Linked DNA regions of Mus musculus: region 1 is linked to region 2. A link is a loop called in an ENCODE intact Hi-C map of the cell type or tissue named here. Cell type or tissue: left cerebral cortex. All regions are shown on one strand. Each heading gives the region's core, and the rest is flanking DNA. Links, peaks and the distances in the headings are about the cores only.

Region 1 (8,361 bases), core at 217-8,216, 89 kb after region 2:
GGGGTCACCCCAAACCTTCTTATCTTGGTCAGGGCTTGAGAACAAGGAGCCATAGAACCCTTTCATGAAAAGATAGACTGTGCATTTCTGTAAATGCAACTGCTGTATCGCAATCAAGCAACACACTGCTGCTTTGTATAAACAGCAAAGTAAATAAGTCACTGCTCTGAAGTTCCCAGCATCCAGAATACTCCCCTGCTGGAGCGCCCCAGCTTGTCATTGAGAGATGGAAAGTTAAAGTCCAGTGAACACTATTAGTAATAGATTAAAATTAGATTATGAATTAGGTCCAGCCGTTCGACATGTGAGGCACTGACAATCAAGTCACTGTCGTTTATTCTTATGTTTTCCTAAATGTGGTCCTTGCATGGCTTGTATCAGAACAAACCATTGTGTCCTTCTTGTCTGTCCCCTAAAGTCTCCTTTCTTCTCTTACCCCTTAGAACCAGTGGAGTAGAATCTCGGGACAAGGCATACATATCACATTTTAATACCTGCTCCTCAGGGGGATCCTTATGGGCCATAACGTTGGAGACTAGAGTGTTCTTGAGGCCAAGTTGCTTACCAGGTATTTACAGGGTTAGGGTTTTCTCTGCCAGAGGGCAGTGTTCTCTGAAATATGCTGGGTTCATAAGCCACACTGGACGTTTACAGCTTTTTTTCGCCCCTATATTCTTTTTGCTGTATTGAGCCAGCCAGCGATGTGTGTCAAAACCTTAAACACAATAACAGGTGAGCTTTATTTCTTTTGAAATATTTTGTACTGTAGTCTAGTATTTTAGGTGGATTTTTTTTGACCTATTGTCTACATTACCAGGCTCAGAGTTTTCTTTATTTGAGATAATGAGAGTTAATTGTGTTTTACAGTTGATTCGATGCCAAGATAAGGCTATCCTCCTGACTGCCTAATCTATAATGATTACCTTGTAGTAAAAATCTGCTTGCTTTCTGTCTTGCCCAGCAGCCCTGTTGGGGGTGGAGACATGAGAATTGCTGAGGACTTCTGGCTGCTAGCCTGGCTCGGGCTTCAGTGAGACTCCCTATTTCAACAGAATAAGGGACAGAGTAATAAGGAAGGACACTCAAAGCCCTTCTGTGGCTTCCACACATGGAAAGCACATATACCTTCATATACATATGCACATATAAAACACACACACACACAATTTGCTTAACTATAGCTAGATGGTGTGTATGCATTTAGACACCTGTGTATATTCTTATATGTGTATGTGCATGTTTATGTGTACACATGTATGTGTATGTACATGTGTATGTGTGTGCATGTGTATATTTGTATATATGCACGTGTATGTAGGTGTGTGCATGCTCATGTGTGCATGCTTTGTCCAGTCCCTGATGCACAGTGATCTGGGTGAAAATACAATTCTTTGGCAGAATGGCTCACAGAAACAGTGGCTCATCTTGATCCTTTTCGATCAATGGGTAATCCAGTGCTGTACAGATCATGATATACGTGACCAACTTGCTCTCACGCTTTGTGGCCCCCTCTCTCCTGCACAGCTAGTTTGCTTTCCATAAAAATAAAACAACAAAATACAAAATGATCTTCAGTTTCTGAGCTGTATTTTTTTTTCCTTCCAAGGAGAGCCTAGGTTTTCTTAGAGATGGGTTTCTATGTCAGAGAAAGTCTCAAGTTTCTGGGACCTACAGGCTGGGGAGGCTGGAGAGAAAAGGAGGCCATTTGTTTTCAGATCCTCTGTAGCATGCAGGGTACACTGAAATAACAGTGCAGACCCAATGATTTCCTTTTGGTTTACAGATTTCCCTGAGAACAGCAGATTTGCATCTCGAGATGGAATATATAGTAGAAAAACCTTACATGGGGTTAACATCTTTTAGAAGCCTTGCTAAATAATGAACTCCAGATCAGTTTAGCTTGGCATACAGACTAAAGCAAGAGGCTTGTAGATAAATTCATAGCCTGCCCGCTCTGCGAGAGTCCAAAGCTAAGAGGATCCTAGAAGAGCCACTGAGTGTCTGGCAGTGTCTCTTCTTCTTTTCAATGAGCTGTTTACTAAATTCTAGAGTTTCTAATGAAACCCAGGCTTACTCTGCGATCCACGTAAACAAGCTCTTGGCTTTTGTGCTATCGGGTTTTATGCGAGCAGAGCCACGGGGGCTTCCTTTAAGCAGTTGCTGCCTGGAAGGTTCCTGTTTGTTTACGTATGCACATATGTGCTCTGCAAGAATGATCGTCAAGGGGCCCGGTAGGGGAAAGCCAAAAACAAGCCTCCCCTCATTTGAATCCTAAAGGCATATAATATGGAAACGACTTTCCGATTTAGAGGCTTCTAAATTTGGTGTGGTTGCCAAGTTGCAAAATTGCTTAGGATAGAAGCTTCAACACACACAAGAGCCTCCCGGGACAGTCTCTTCAAAGGAGATGCGCATTTGACAGGAATTCTTGCAGCCATTGCCACTTTCAAGCTAAATTCAAGGCTAATGAAGCTCCCTCCCCTACTGTCCTTTATGCCTGCGTCCTACCCCACCCCCACTCCACAGACAAGCTGACTTTTGTCAGGAATGGGTAGAGACTGGAATGATATTGTCTGTTTCTCATACTCAGAAGGGCTTTATGCAGCTTAAGCTGGCAGCCCCAGTATTTTGATAAAAGTTACTAGTGTAAAATTTAACAACATGAAGGGAAAATAATGTTATCTCTCGTGTGAGTTGCAATTTTGGAAGCTCCCATTGTGTGAAGCTCCCAAGGAATCAGAAGTAGCTGACAATGTATTTATATAGATACAGGGTCATTCCAACTGCCAGAAAAATAAACAAATGGTAAAGACAGAGATTTGTTTGGTTTATAAATTGTACCCCCCCCCCTTGTTTAAAAAAAAAACCCTGAAGTTGGGGGGTTGAGGGCATCAAATAACTACATAGTAAACGCTTCGAGCTGATGGGAAATTCTGGGCAGCTCTGATTCATTTTTATCGGATAAAGTACATTTGGTTTCTCTTTTGACAAACCATGTATTTGAGAGGGAAGAAAAAAAAAATCGAACATGCACTGTTATTGGCCACAGCTACACAAGAAGTCCTCCGGTTGCCAAAGGATACCACATGAAAGTGTCTGTTCAAGGGGAGGGGCCGGTCGGGGGGTGGGGCCAAGAAGGATGTTGCCTTAAGCCTCTTCTGCTCAGAGTTGCAATTTGTGAACCAACTGTGATGAAATCGAGCTCTGCACGAATCAGATGCGCCTGTCAACTTCCCAGGTGGGATTGCTTGGAGTTAACAGCCTGAACGCAGAGCCCCGAAAGCAGAGCATTCAGGGCAAGCAGAGAACACCCTGCAGAGGTTTTCCAAGAATCCCTCGGCATGGCAAGACAAGGCTGTTTCGGGTCATACCAGGTAGGAGGATGGTACGGTGACTAGCGAGGTGCCGAATCTCTCCGATCACTACCATTTGAATTCGATTTTTTTTCTTTTTTCTTTTTCCTTGTTCAAATTCAGACATCATCTGAGAATGCCTTTCCGAATTGGCAGGATTCGGGTTGTTAGGGTCATCTGAACTGCTTCCATGCACTTTGAATGCATCTAATCTAGTTGTGTTTGACAACTTGATCTCCTTATCCCCTTAGGTAATATCCTTGTTCACTTTTGCCATCGGCGTCAATCTCTGCTTAGGATTCACAGCAAGTCGAATTAAGAGGGCCGAATGGGATGAAGGACCTCCCACAGGTAAGAGTATCCGTTATTAGCAGTTTTGTTTCTTTAACAGTACTGTGCAGGGCGATACATTTAGCCCAAGGTGAGAATAGGTTATCGCTTTAATGTTGGAGAAGGATGGGGCTGACAGGTTCCACGTGGTGGTACAGAGGGTTGAGACGGCTGTGTTGTGTAAAGTACATTATTTGCTATCAGAAAGTTCTATCCTAGGAATGAGAAAAAAGGAAGTTAAAAAAGGCAATAAACTTTTTTTTTTAAAAGTGAAACTAGAAATTTATTTATAACTTTGGGACTAAGATTTACTGAGACTAGGGGAACCCTCAAGGTGAGTTTAGAGAGGAGATCTGTGATCGCTGTGTTTCCTTCTGGAAGAAGGCAAGGTGAGTTTTCGGAGCTGACTTAACTAACACAGCTGGAGTGAATGGGGCTCCTTTGCAGTGGGCTGTACCCAGCGGAGTGGGGCTTCATAAAGGAACGTTTGTGCAGGCTGAGGGGGCCTAGCTGACCTGGTCTTAAGCAATGGCTTGGTTAATTTCCTGGAAATTGGAGCTGCTGATGGTTTCAGAATTAAAAATTGCATTCGAAATGACAGGTACTCTAGGGGGCAATATTTTCTTCCCTTTCTCTGACATCACAGTATGTCTTCTGTCTCCCCGGGAATTTGGTGTTTCTCTGTGTTTCTTGATTGGCACTCTATGAAACACCACCTGCCTTTATACCACCATAAATGTGTATTATTAAATGAGGCATAGTGGAATACTGAATCTTCCACATGGCAAGTTATCTGACTTAGGCTTGAGAAGAAGGTTGAAGGTACAGTAGGTGATGAGGGTGAAGGAGCTGCAGTGTGTTTTGGAGAAAGAATGTGAAAACAGATCTTAAAAAACTGTGGCCCCGGGGAGCCTGAGGGACAAAACTGCATTGTGTTTCTTTGGGGAGAGAGGAGAGGGATTGCTGGGCCAGAAGAGAAGGCTGTTTTTATTGGAGGCAAACACTGTCTTCAAAGCCTTCTTTTTGACCCTCGCTAAGGCTGATTGTGACAGGGGACTAGGTCCTTGGCCTGAGCATGCAGCTCTGACAGCCCATGGCCGGGTCTTTCCACTGTGCGGAAAAGGAACCAATTTTCTGCTTTCTTTAAATGATAGTGGCAGGAATCGATGCTGTTTCTTTGATGACTGCATTATTTTCAAACTTGGCCATTATTTTTTTTTTTGGACTATGGATCATCAAAGTACCAGCCTGGGACCCTGAGTCCATATTAATAAGTGCTCCTTTCACAGGCAAGTCACTTGTAATGCCTCAGCCCTCAGCAATGAGCATCAGTTTAGAAGACTTTATCTTCTAGATTGTTAAAAATAAAATAATAAAAAAACATTTCCTCCATCCTGTTTCATCTCCTATTAAATGTGTGTGATCTCTACCAGAAAATGTGAAAAGTATGGATTAAATGTATTAGTCCCTGAAAACACTGCTCATATAATAAACTACTTCCATATGTTGTAGGGAATAGATACAAGACAAGTAATGTCAATATTACTTCTGGAAACTAGTCTAGTCTACAGTACTGCTGATCAATTAGATAGCGTTAGACCTACTACAGAGTACTGCTTCTTGACTTGTTAATGGAATCAGTATCTGGAGCCTTAGGGTGTATAGTGATAGTTCACTTCATCTCCGTGAAGCTTAGTTTTAGGGCACCACACAGTTTATATCCGAGTTTCAGGATTTTGGTAGACTTATGTGGCTTTTCTTCTTAAGCTTTCTTGTGATGCAGCTTACCTGCTGTCTACACACTGGGGTTCATTTCTGCTTAAGTAGAAAAGACAAAAGATTCCTTTTAGAAATCGGGAAAGGCAGAGTGTAGACAGGTTTTCTATCTTTTTAAATTGCTAACTACACTTGCAAGGGGGAACCTCCTAAATAATACTAGTGATAGGTGGTTCTATTAGCAAAACTTGAGTCAGAGAACATTGGGTGAATCTTTTTCTACACTTTAAAAAATAAAAGTCAAAAGAGAAAGCATCCTAGGATCTTATTTATTTATTTATTTATTTATTTATTTATTTATCACAGCATGCTTGGGCTCTAAAGATATCCTGCAAATTCAGTGCTATCAGGTGTTTCACAAACAAGAAACGCAATGACTGTTCATTTATATGTGGCCAGAGCAAGAACCACCATTCAAAAGCATACAACTTCTTGATTAGTCCTCAGGGTTCCTGGGCAACAGCTGAGAACATTTGCATGCATGAATACTCTCATTGGTACACTTTGAACTGAGATGTCTGCTCCAAGGTTGTGACCATGGAAAAAAACTTATAATTAATTAACTAGTACACTTTTTAGCTGGATTTCTTGTTAGGACCTGATGATCTACTAGAAGCAGGAGGGGGATGAGACCTCTTTCAGATCCTGGGATGTGTAGGAGGTGTGAAATGACCAGAGTGAGTTATAAGGCTTGGAAAAGGGACACTAAGGTCAGCAGGGTGGCAGAAATAGCATTTTAAAGGAACAATAAGTGCAGTTGAGTTGGAGATCTTTGTTTAAACATCCGACGTGGTCACTCTGTTTATCTATAAAATGGAAAGAAAATGTGTGTGCATGCAGTTGTCTACACACAGGCACACACATGGAATTGGCGTGCCTGGAGTTGTGCAGGAGTCTGCGTGACAGAAGCTATGCGCCTTTCAATACTCTTCCAGTCCCCAAGTAGCCATGGACACTCTTTGAAATAGAAGCCATGTGACTCTTGACTGACAAAATGGCATTTGTGAGCTTGGGAATACTTGGATAATAAAAATTTGATAACTCGGTCTAATTTATCGCCATTTTTATGGGCTTGAAAGGAAAGTTTAAGAGCACGGGAGTGACGAATTTGTGGGTAAATACGAGACGAAGAGCACAGCTAACAACTTTATTGGGAAATGCAAAGTGGTTGCTAGGGACGAGGAGCCCCTTGTTCCTTGATAATTTTAGGAGTCTCAGTGTACAGTTGAGAGCACTTTCAATAACATTCCAGCAGAATGCAGGAAGATCTAGAACTGAGAGATGATCAGCCATCACTCTGTGAGGACAGTGACCAAATGGGGTGTACCACTCGGCGTGACTGCGTGCTAGACTGAACACAGAATTTGAGGAGTTTGAGTCAATAAAATGAGGTCACCCGAGTTAAGACTCAATGACGCCATTGGGTTTACAGTTGACTGTGGAGTGGGGCTCAGGGTGGTGATTTCTCCATTTTTTTTTAATACAGCTGAGAATTCTCGATAATGTTTCTATATCTGAAACTTCAGTGTGCTTTGTTCAACATATTTTTTTTTGTTTTTTTGTTTTCCTTGATTTTTCTTTTATTGAAAATAGATTTTTTCATACAGTACATTCCAATTATGGTTTCCCTCCCCCAACTCCTTTTAAGTCCTCCCCACCTCCTCTCCTGTCTGAATCCACAGTATTTCTGTTTTTCCTTAGAAAACAAATAGGCATCTAAATAATAATAATAAAGTAAGATAAAACAAGCAAGCAAACAAGCATAGGACAAAACAAACAGAAGAAAAAGAGCCAAAGAAAAAGTACATGAAACATAAAGATGCGCGCGCGCACACACACACACACACACACACACACACACACACACAAGAATCCCATAAAAAAATCACGAGATTTTTTAAACTGATAAAAATCAACCAGTCTTTCAAAATCGTGATTGGAAGACAACACCCAAAATTTACAGCCTCTATAAAATTTGAAAACTCTTTACTTAAGTGCTTTACTAACGAATGCAGTACTTAGTTAATGGCTATAATTAACTTAGCTAATGGTTCTAATTCCAAGAATAGGGAGCCTGAGGCAGGAAGGTCGCAAATTTGAGGCTCTTCTGGACTACACTGAGAGACCCTGTATCAACCAATCGAATCCAACAAATAACCTCCTTCTGTTAGTCAGATAAGTAGCGCAGTTGTGTTGTGATGTTCTAAAATCTTAGCTGCACCGCAGCTGGCTGACAGGCAAGGTACTGGTTTGATTCTTCAACTAGAAGATAGATTTTTATAGCAAAATGCCACTGAGCATAATGTACGGCGGGGAAGGTGGGTGACGAAGCTTCTGCGTTCTGAATGTGAGTTAGAGAAGATGTCTGATTAAGGGTGGGGCTGGTATCTACGTTTGTAGTTGATAGTCAACAAATAGTACCTGATTGGAAGTTGACAAGGTTCTTGTTTGCTGGCAGGTTTGCAAATTATTCGGATTTATGTAATTAACTACATTGAGAGCTATTTAAAGGGTCTAGAGATTAATTTAAAAATGTTAAGTTTCCATTTAAATGACAGAATTCTGTTTTCCTGCAGTTGGTGAAGTCTTTCTACATATGAATATATTGTGTTTATTGACACAGTGTTTCCTGAGGGCAGGTGTTTGCCAACTTGCCAGGTGGACCCCTTTATCCATTTCTTCCTCTGTCTCTGTCCCCTACCTCTAGAGCACATCCCCCCCCCCCCCCCCCCCCCCCCCGAGATCTGGCCCAGCAGCTATGAAGAGGGGGAGACTAGAAAGTTCTATACTTAGGAAGCAGTGAAAGCTGCCACAGAGATCTGTGTATTAACTCGTGCTTGCTAAGGGATGATGTGAAAGCCCTCAGAAAAAGGGTGAGGGGCAGCTAAGTCAAGAAAGGACA
Region 2 (8,361 bases), core at 39-8,038:
TGTTCATGCATTTCTTTGATGTGCCAGTGTTGCTTCTATGGTCCCAGGGTCAGTGTCCTCTGAAAATGTCATCATTAAAACCTCCCTTCCAGATCCTGTTGCCTCAGAAGCGTAGGGATTTGGAATGCAATTATGGCATGAGAGTTGGATCCCCGTGGGATTAGCTCTTTCTGAGGGACCCCCGAAAGCTGCCTGTCTACCCGTCAACACTGGGGTGGCTGCTGTCTACAGCCAAGCCTGCCTTTTTGCATGAGACCTGGGGACCTGGCCTTGGTTCCTCATGCATGGACAGTGAGCAAGATACCCACTAGGTCATATCCCTTCCTTCTTTACCCAACATTCCTGCCAGCACTGGCCTTGTCTTTTTGGTAACAAGACTTCCTAACAGGTATAAGATGTTGTCTTACTGTGACTTTGACTTGCATCTCCTTAACGTTTAATGACACTTTTTAAAAAAAAAAATATATATACAAATGTTGAACATTTGCGAATGTTGGCGTATGTTCATCAGCAGCTCTGAAGGTGTGGGGTTTTTGTTCGTCTGCTATTATTGTTTGAGTTCCTTATATATTTTGGGCATTCCCCTGAACTGGATGTCTGGGTTAAATGTTTTCTCCCAGTCCATTGGCTATTTCTTTGAATTTTCTTTTCTGTGAAGAGACATTTTACTTTCATATAATCCCATGTGTCTATTTGAGTTTGAGTTTGCTTTGTTTTTGTTTTCCTTTTCTTCTGCTTTTGTTTCTTGTGTTCTTTTTTTTTTTTTTTTTTTTGGTTTTACCTGTAGCCCTGGCTGTCCTGGAACTCACTCTGTAGACCAGGCTGGCCTTTAACTCAGAGATCCGCCTGCCTCTGCCTCCCAAGTGCTGGGATTAAAGGCCCACCACGCCCGGCTTGTTTCTTGTATTCTTGTGCTTAAAAAAACAAGTCATTGCACACACCTGTGTCATGTGAGCTTCTCTATCCTGTGTCCTGATAGTGCTTTTAGTTTCTGGACTTCTAAGTCCAGAAAGTTCATTCTGACTTGAGTTGAATTTATATATGGTGTGAGACCGTTAAATCCTCTCTCATTCTCTTGCATGTAGAATTCCAGCTTTCACTACCATGTACTGAAGAGGCTGTCATTCTGTGTTCCTGGTATATTTGCTGGAAATCTACTGAGTACACATGCATGCATTTATTTCTGGGCCCTCTGTTCTGTTTTGTTGGTTGATGTGTCAGTGTTATATACTAATTATTCATAGCTTTGCAGTATAGTTTGAAGGGTAATATGTCCTCGTGCTGTGTGTGTATATTATGTGTATATGTGTATTTGTGTATGAGTGTGTATGAGTGTGTGTGTGTTTTTTTATGATCACCTGGACTGATGGGTTTCTTTTGTGGTTGGTTCCATATGTAATTTAAGGAGTGGGGTGTTTATTTCAAAACTGGTATTAGAATTTCCATGGGCACTGTACTAAATTTGGACATCAATTTTAGTAGCACGAACATTTGAGCTATTAATTCTTTATGTTTATAAACATGAAATATCACCATTTATTTGTGCCTTTGGTTTCCCTCATCAGTGGTTTGTAGTTTTACTGTGTGTGGGTCTTTTATATCCTTGGGTAAATTTATTGCTGAACATTTTGTTTTAGTTATTATCATCGATGAGACTTTTCTTTTGATTTCTTTTTTGGATAGTTTTTGGCTAGTGTAGAAACAGTACCGTTAATGTGTAGCCTTTGGTTTTACTATGTTCATTGATTAATTATGCATGTTCTAATTATGCATATGTGTTTGCATGCAGGCCTGTGTTCATGTGCACATGCATCTATATTTATTACAGCCTTCCCTGTCTAGGTTTGTGTGAACAGCAAACAGCGACATTTCATTTTGTCTTTCCTTCTTGGTAGCTTCTTTCCCTTTCTTAATTTCTCCAGTGTGGACTGGGAATTCTTACCTTGTTCTAGACCTTAGAGGAAAGTGTTTAATATTTCGCCATTAGCTGTGGGCTTCTGTCCTAAAGCCTTTAGATGCAGAGTATAGTCTTTCTATACTTCATGTTCTTGTTAGAGTTTTGTGTTTTTAAAAATATTTATCCTTTAATTTTTATGTGCATGTATGTGTACCATGGAGGCCAGAAGAGGGTGACAGATCCCCTTGAGATAGAGTTACAGACTACTGGGAGTCACCTAACATGGCTTCTGGGGAGAGCAGAAAGTGCTGGAAGAGCAGGAAGTGCCAGCTCTCCAGCCCCTCTAGGGATTTTTGGTTGTTTGTTTATTTTTAAATCTTGAAAAGGTGCCAGCTTTGCAAAATTCCCATCTCTTGAGATGATTAATTGATTCTATCATTTTTATCTTTCATCCTGTCAATGTGGTGAACCACGATACTCACTGAAGTGTCCCACCAGCCCCTGGGAGAATGTTTTAATCGAACCTGTTTTATACCTTTTATACGGAACCTGGATGTTTATTTTTCTGCTTATTTGTGACTGAAGAAAATGGAGGTAAGTGAAAATTCATTTGCAGTTATTTCCCAATCGCCAGGCTGTTGTGGGTGCTGTATCGAGAAGGATACTTGAAGGATGAGATACTGTAGACAGCGCTAAAGACTGCGGTGCTGCGTGTGAGCAGCACAGCACAGGCCCAGCGTTTCGGAGAGGAGCGCCCAACACTGCGCTGCACACTGAACGTCTCTGATCTCTGCTCATTGGATGCCACGTCAGTTTTTACAACAATCGCAAGCTCTCTGTTTTTCTGTAGTATCCCTCGCTCCTGTGGTGGGCTCACAAGCACTGAGGGTGACCAACCTCTCATTGCTGCCCTTCAGCGTATGAGACCACCTACTCACATGTCATAAGTGGCAAACTGACGGGTTTCCATCCCAACAACTAAAACAAGCCTTTCGACCCCTCTCCCTCCTTCCCTCCCTATCACCTCTTTTTATTTTTTTTAATCTGTTTTTCTGTTTGAGACACAGTCTCATTATAGTCTTGACTCGCCTCAAACTATCTATGAAATCTGTGTAACCACGGGGGTCCTTCCGTGTCTGCCTCCCACGTGCTGAGGTTTCACGCATCTGCATCATGTGACACATTGCCTGCATAGCCTCATCATGTCTGCTTGCTAACCATTGTACCTGCCTCTCTGCTACCTGCCTTATGTGTGCCTTTTCTTGTTTTACACATGAACAATTGAGTGTAAAATAAGTAATTAAAATACATTCAGCATTTATTACTTACATTCTATGTGTAGTTACTGAGATAAATTCGTGAACGAGACAAAACTTGAGGTTGCCCAGCTAAGGCAGTAGAAAGCTCAGAATTGTAACTCAGTGACTGTTGGCTCAGGGAAACCTTTTACTGAGCAAGCCTGGTGACACCCCAGTTCAAACTCTAGAATCCACATAAAGATGGAAGAAGGGAACGAACTCCAGAAAATTGTCCTTTGACCTCCACACACATGGATGACATTTGGGCTTCCTCTTTCCCCTCTAGCTCTTTTTCTCCTTCACACACATATGGTGATAAAATAAAATGAAATATTTTAAATGATTTTAACTTAATGTTTTATTTCCAGAATAGCACATCGCCTCCTACTTCTTCATAGATTATAATCTGGAAGAAAAATTTAATCAGCCAAATTAATTCTAATTAACAAACTGTAGGAGTGTTCAGAAGGCATCCGCACGTACTATACAATCACTTTGACAGTCTTGCTCCTCCTTGGGGCTGCTGCAGCCCGTGCGCCCAGCACTCTCTAGTCACTAAAGGAGACATCAGCACTGGTGCACAGCCTATGTCACGTGACCTTAAAGAAGCAGGAGCCCAGACTCCTCCCGGACTATTGGCTCTTTCCTCTTTGAGAGCACTTGGCTTGGAATGTAGACTCCACTCAGACACCTGCGTTGGTGGGGCCCTTTCAGGTTTCAAGTAACCATCATTTCTTCCTTCTTCCTTTCCCTTTGTTCTTCCTGTCTGTTCTTTCCTTCTTCCACTTGTTTATTCTACGTGTATGAGTGTTTTACCCACATGTCGGGTATGTGGACCACAACCCTGTGTGCAGTACCCAGAAAGGCCAGAAGAGGGTATTGGAGCCCTTGGAACCAAAATCAACTAAAATTCAAGCCACTGGCACCCTCTGAAGTGGAAGATTTTCTTGGTCTGATTATGTGAAGCAGGCAGACCCAGCCATCAGTGTGGACAGCATCTTCTGCTGGCAGCCTAAATGAACGGACATGGAAGAGAGACATGTGCTTCTTGGCCTAGTTGGCCTCACTGTAGCTGGGAGTCCCTCTACTCTGTTGCTACAGTGTCATTTCGTGTTTGTTACCTCCTCCAGTTTCCAATGTAGAGGGAGACCAGCATTTTTCCTGAGATCAGCCAGGTCTGTAGGGCCAGACTGGGATTGTTAAGACATCCAGCCTCATGTCCGGCCTCACTGAGCAAAGTCTGGATTCTCAGTCTCTTCAGTGTGAAAAAGCCTTACTGGACTACTGCGACTGTGTCCTGGAAGCCAGCCTAATTAATTGCCCTTTAACACATGTATTCAGTCGATCAGTTCTCTTCCTTTAGAGCCATTATGTGAGAGCAAGGATTGGAACCCATCTCCTCTGCAGGAGCAGTCGGTGCTCTTAACAACCAAGTCATCTCTCCAGCCCTCATAGAACGTTTATGAAAACTCACACTTTTCCAGTGGTCAGGAAAACGCTGTCCTCAATTGCGTATATCCACTATAGTTTTCTTATATGTCGATTCCTTGGTTACTGTGGTGTTATGTGAAACATTGGTGAATTAACACTGCCATTCGTTTACTTATACAATCGTCTTTCTTGCTTGGTTCGAGAATTGCAAGCTTATATGGCAGTGGCTCACAGTTCCCGGACTGGATTTCTTCTCATTTTCTCACATTCAATCACTGAAAAGTATCCTCCAGAGGGAGGGCTTTTTTTATTTTTATTTTTAATTTCTCCCCAGTGGTTCCTATACCAGACAACCTGGTAATTATATATGTTAGATACCATGGGGGTGGCAGAGACGGGAAGGGTTCCCACAAGTTGGAGGAGTCAGAAATTAAAAAAAATTTTTTTTGTTATTTCTCAAGATAAACTTTTACACCAAAACATGTTACTTGGGTGTGTAAAGGGCCCTTCCCATTTGATCATGAGTCACCACACCATTACCCTGTTTATGAGGCGCACTCACCCTTAACCATTTAGCCACCATGCTCACTGCACTTAAGCATTGTCTCTGCATGCACTGAGTTGAACGTGAAAGTAGAAGCTGGTTTTACCAGCTAAAGAGCCACGCAGAGATCAAGTCCTGGAAGACAGGGGGCTTGGGCTCTGCTTCCCAGTTCTGTGATTATCTTGTTCTGTGGCCTGAAAGAAATCCCCCCAATCTCAACGGGGGCCCAACTCTGAAAAATGGAAAAATAAATAAGATTGTTTCAAGGTGTCTCAGCGGCTGCCAAGCTGCTAGCGCTATTTCTGTTGTGACTGATGGTAAAAGTCTTTACTTTGGGTCTTAAAGACAGCCTTGTGTGGTTTTAGTTCAGTTTTTGAAAAAAGACATCTCCAGTAGTCTGCATATACTCTGAAAGTACGGACAAGGTATTGAATAGTTAGCTGGGTAAGTTTCTGAAGTACTATAAACTGTTTTCATATCTTTTGAACCCATCGACCTCCCTCCCCGCTACCAAGACCGCCTCACATTGTGGCTGCCCCTCAGCTGCTGTGAGTTCTAGGTCCTTTTCAGTCTTCACAATCATCAGAAGTCACAGAGATTTGATAGACAGCAACCCATGGCTGGTGGAGGGGCATCCACCCGTGAGTCTACCGCCCTGCTTTCAAGGAGCCTGGGCCTAGCAGTAGATGGTGCGCATGCGCGTGCCACTCGCACTGGACCCTGTAGTCTGAACCCGATCATAAACCAATGAGACATCAGGGCAGATCATGTTGGGGGTACAGAGATCTTTCTCTGTTTCTCTGTTCATCTGTTCATCTGTTTCTCTGTTTCTCTGTTGGGTGTACAGAGATCTTTCTCAGTTTCTCTGTTCGAGCCACAGTTCTGTGCTTTGATAATTTTCAAGTGACGATTTCCTTTCCTTTCTGTCAGTGTTTGACAGGGTCTCCCTTTGTAGCACCGGCTGGCCAGCAATCCACCGTATGGACTAAGCTGGCCTCAAAGTCACTGCCATTCTCCTTCATCTGCCTTCTGAGGGTTGGACTCTCAGTCAGTGACACATACCTGGCTTTAGTGAAGTTTTGTTTATTCTTTTGAGACAGGCTTTCCCTAGGTATTCCAAGAGCTTTGGGCTTTTGATTTTCCTGCCTCAGTTTTCCTCCTACCATAATCGCCCTCCTGTAGGGACCATAGGCATGTGCCACTGAACATGAGGAGTCAGATGATGTTTAAGTATTTACTTAGTTATTAATTTTGTTTGTGTGTGTGTGTGTGTGTGTGTGTGTGTGTGTGTGAGAGAGAGAGAGAGAGAGTAGGCATGTTTGTGGAGGAGTCTTTTCTCTGGGGAGAAGATCAATAGATCATCAGGCTGGTGAGTTGGGGCTTTAATCTCTCCAGCTCTAGTGGGAAATTCTTAACTGTATACATCTTAAAGCTTCTATGTCCTGCCTCCCATATCAGAGGACATTCTTAAAAAACACTGTAGCCGAGCGTGGTGGCACACGCCTTTAATCCCAGCACTCGGGAGGCAGAGGCAGGCGGATTTCTGAGTTCGAGGCTAGCCTGGTCTACAGAGTGAGTTCCAGGACAGCCAGGGCTATACAGAGAAACCCTGTCTCGAAAAACCAAAAAATAAAAAAATAAAAATAAATAAATTAAAATAAAATTTAAAAAAAAGGGGGGGGGCTGATGAGATGGCTCAATGGGTAAGAGCACCCGACTGCTCTTCCGAAGGTCCGGAGTTCAAATCCCAGCAACCACATGGTGGCTCACAACCATCTATAATGAGATCTGATGCCCTCTTCTGGAGTGTCTGAAGACAGCTACAGTGTACTTACATATAACCAATAAATAAATCTTAAAAAAAAAAAAAACAAAAAACAAAAAAAAACAAAAACACTGTGTCCAGAAATTGAGTCTAAGAGACAACAATGCCTGATCATGTGAGCCATAGACACTGTGAAGGTGGCTTCTTGACACCTAAATACAGTCTTTGACTTTGAGAGGAAACGTGCCAGCTCTACTTTAGGTTAAGAGTCCTCGAGTGAAATGGTGGCCATGGCCATAAGTAGTTGGCTGGTTAGCTGGTTGTTGTCACAGTTGATTTTTTGATGTTCCTTCTTGGCCAGGTGCGAGCTGATGGGCCACCTGAGCTTCCCAGGTCCCCATGCGGCCCCTGCATTGCAGAAGCAGCTGCGTCTTCAGGGAGCTTATCTTCCTTCCGCTCTGGCAGAAGTGAACGCTCTGCCCCTTTTGTGGCCGAGCAAAGAGAGGTGGAGGCATGTGTTCTACATTTCTATTAATGTAATACAGGCTTGTTCTGGCATTGATTAAAAATCTGCTCTCCAGATACTTCTGTGCACGGTCATTTTATGCAGAGTTCTTTCATATGGCGTTTGCAGACGTCGTCCCACGTTCCTTACACCTTGCAAACGCGGGCGGACGGGTCCTTCCATGCGGTGGTGGGCGGGTCCTTCCATGTGGTGGTGGGCGTGGAGGAGCTTTACTCCTTGAAACTCATACTTCATATGAAAGTTGTGCTTCTCATTAGTAATGGTGACTTTTGAATGGGAAATAGAGATGTCTCTATCCTGGCTGGCGAAAGCTTTGGACGTCTTTGGAATATCTTCCTTTGAGGGGATAGTTCACACATCAGGATTTGATTCCTGTGCAGTTATTTTCCACTCTGAGAGGAGGAGCCAACTATTACCCTAAAAGGTCAGTATTTGGTTTCTGTACTTAATTGAACAATTGAGTTTCGTGCCTATTTTTCTTTAACTGCAAAGTTTTATTTTCAATAAAGATGTCTTTCACTTCAAGTGGATGTTTGGTGCTCAAAAACACCGAAGAGTACTAGAATTGACCATCTCTTTACTCTTGCTACACAGATACCCTTTAATAGTAAGAGTAATTAAATGAAAACTTAAGAGGCCTCATGTTCTACCCCTCAGCTTTTTAAACAAGAAAAATCTTATAAAGCATCACTCTTAGGAGTCTTCTCTCTCTCTCTCTCTCTCTCTCTCTCTCTCTCTCTTTCTCTCTCTGTGGTGTGTGTCTGTTTGTTTCTCTGTCTATTTGTTTCTCTGTCCTGAGGATTGAAGGTCACACTCATGCGAAGCAAGTTCTGTACTTGTCAACAGCATCATAGCCTCTTTGAATTTTCTTTTCATATGGGTTTAAAGTCACTCCACACC

Evidence for each region. Peaks named below come from ENCODE experiments on the same cell type or tissue, not always from the same donor. Only the 100,000 strongest peaks of a DNase experiment are listed, where the experiment ranks them.
Region 1: a loop joins it to region 2, with 2.8 times the contacts of the local background. A loop is called at or near these places in 2 of 42 quality-filtered maps.

Annotation. Positions count from the first base shown.
Region 1 is chr15:54,914,942-54,923,302 of GRCm38, reverse strand. It overlaps Enpp2 (ectonucleotide pyrophosphatase/phosphodiesterase 2), which reads left to right and starts at 3,157. Exons shown (of 25, transcript NM_015744.4): 1 at 3,157-3,374; 2 at 3,605-3,704. The coding sequence starts at 3,342. In left cerebral cortex, for the core only: a CTCF peak has its summit at 4,275; DNase peaks (open chromatin) are centred at 4,165, 4,321, 4,557, 5,966 and 5 more places; H3K4me3 peaks cover 4,412 bases; H3K27ac peaks cover 3,763 bases.
Region 2 is chr15:55,003,702-55,012,062 of GRCm38, reverse strand. No RefSeq gene overlaps it. Among named protein-coding and RNA genes, the nearest start is that of Gm2491, 21 kb to the right of the region's middle. In left cerebral cortex, for the core only: CTCF peaks have their summits at 2,121 (motif pointing right) and 4,050 (motif pointing right); DNase peaks (open chromatin) are centred at 2,185 and 4,074.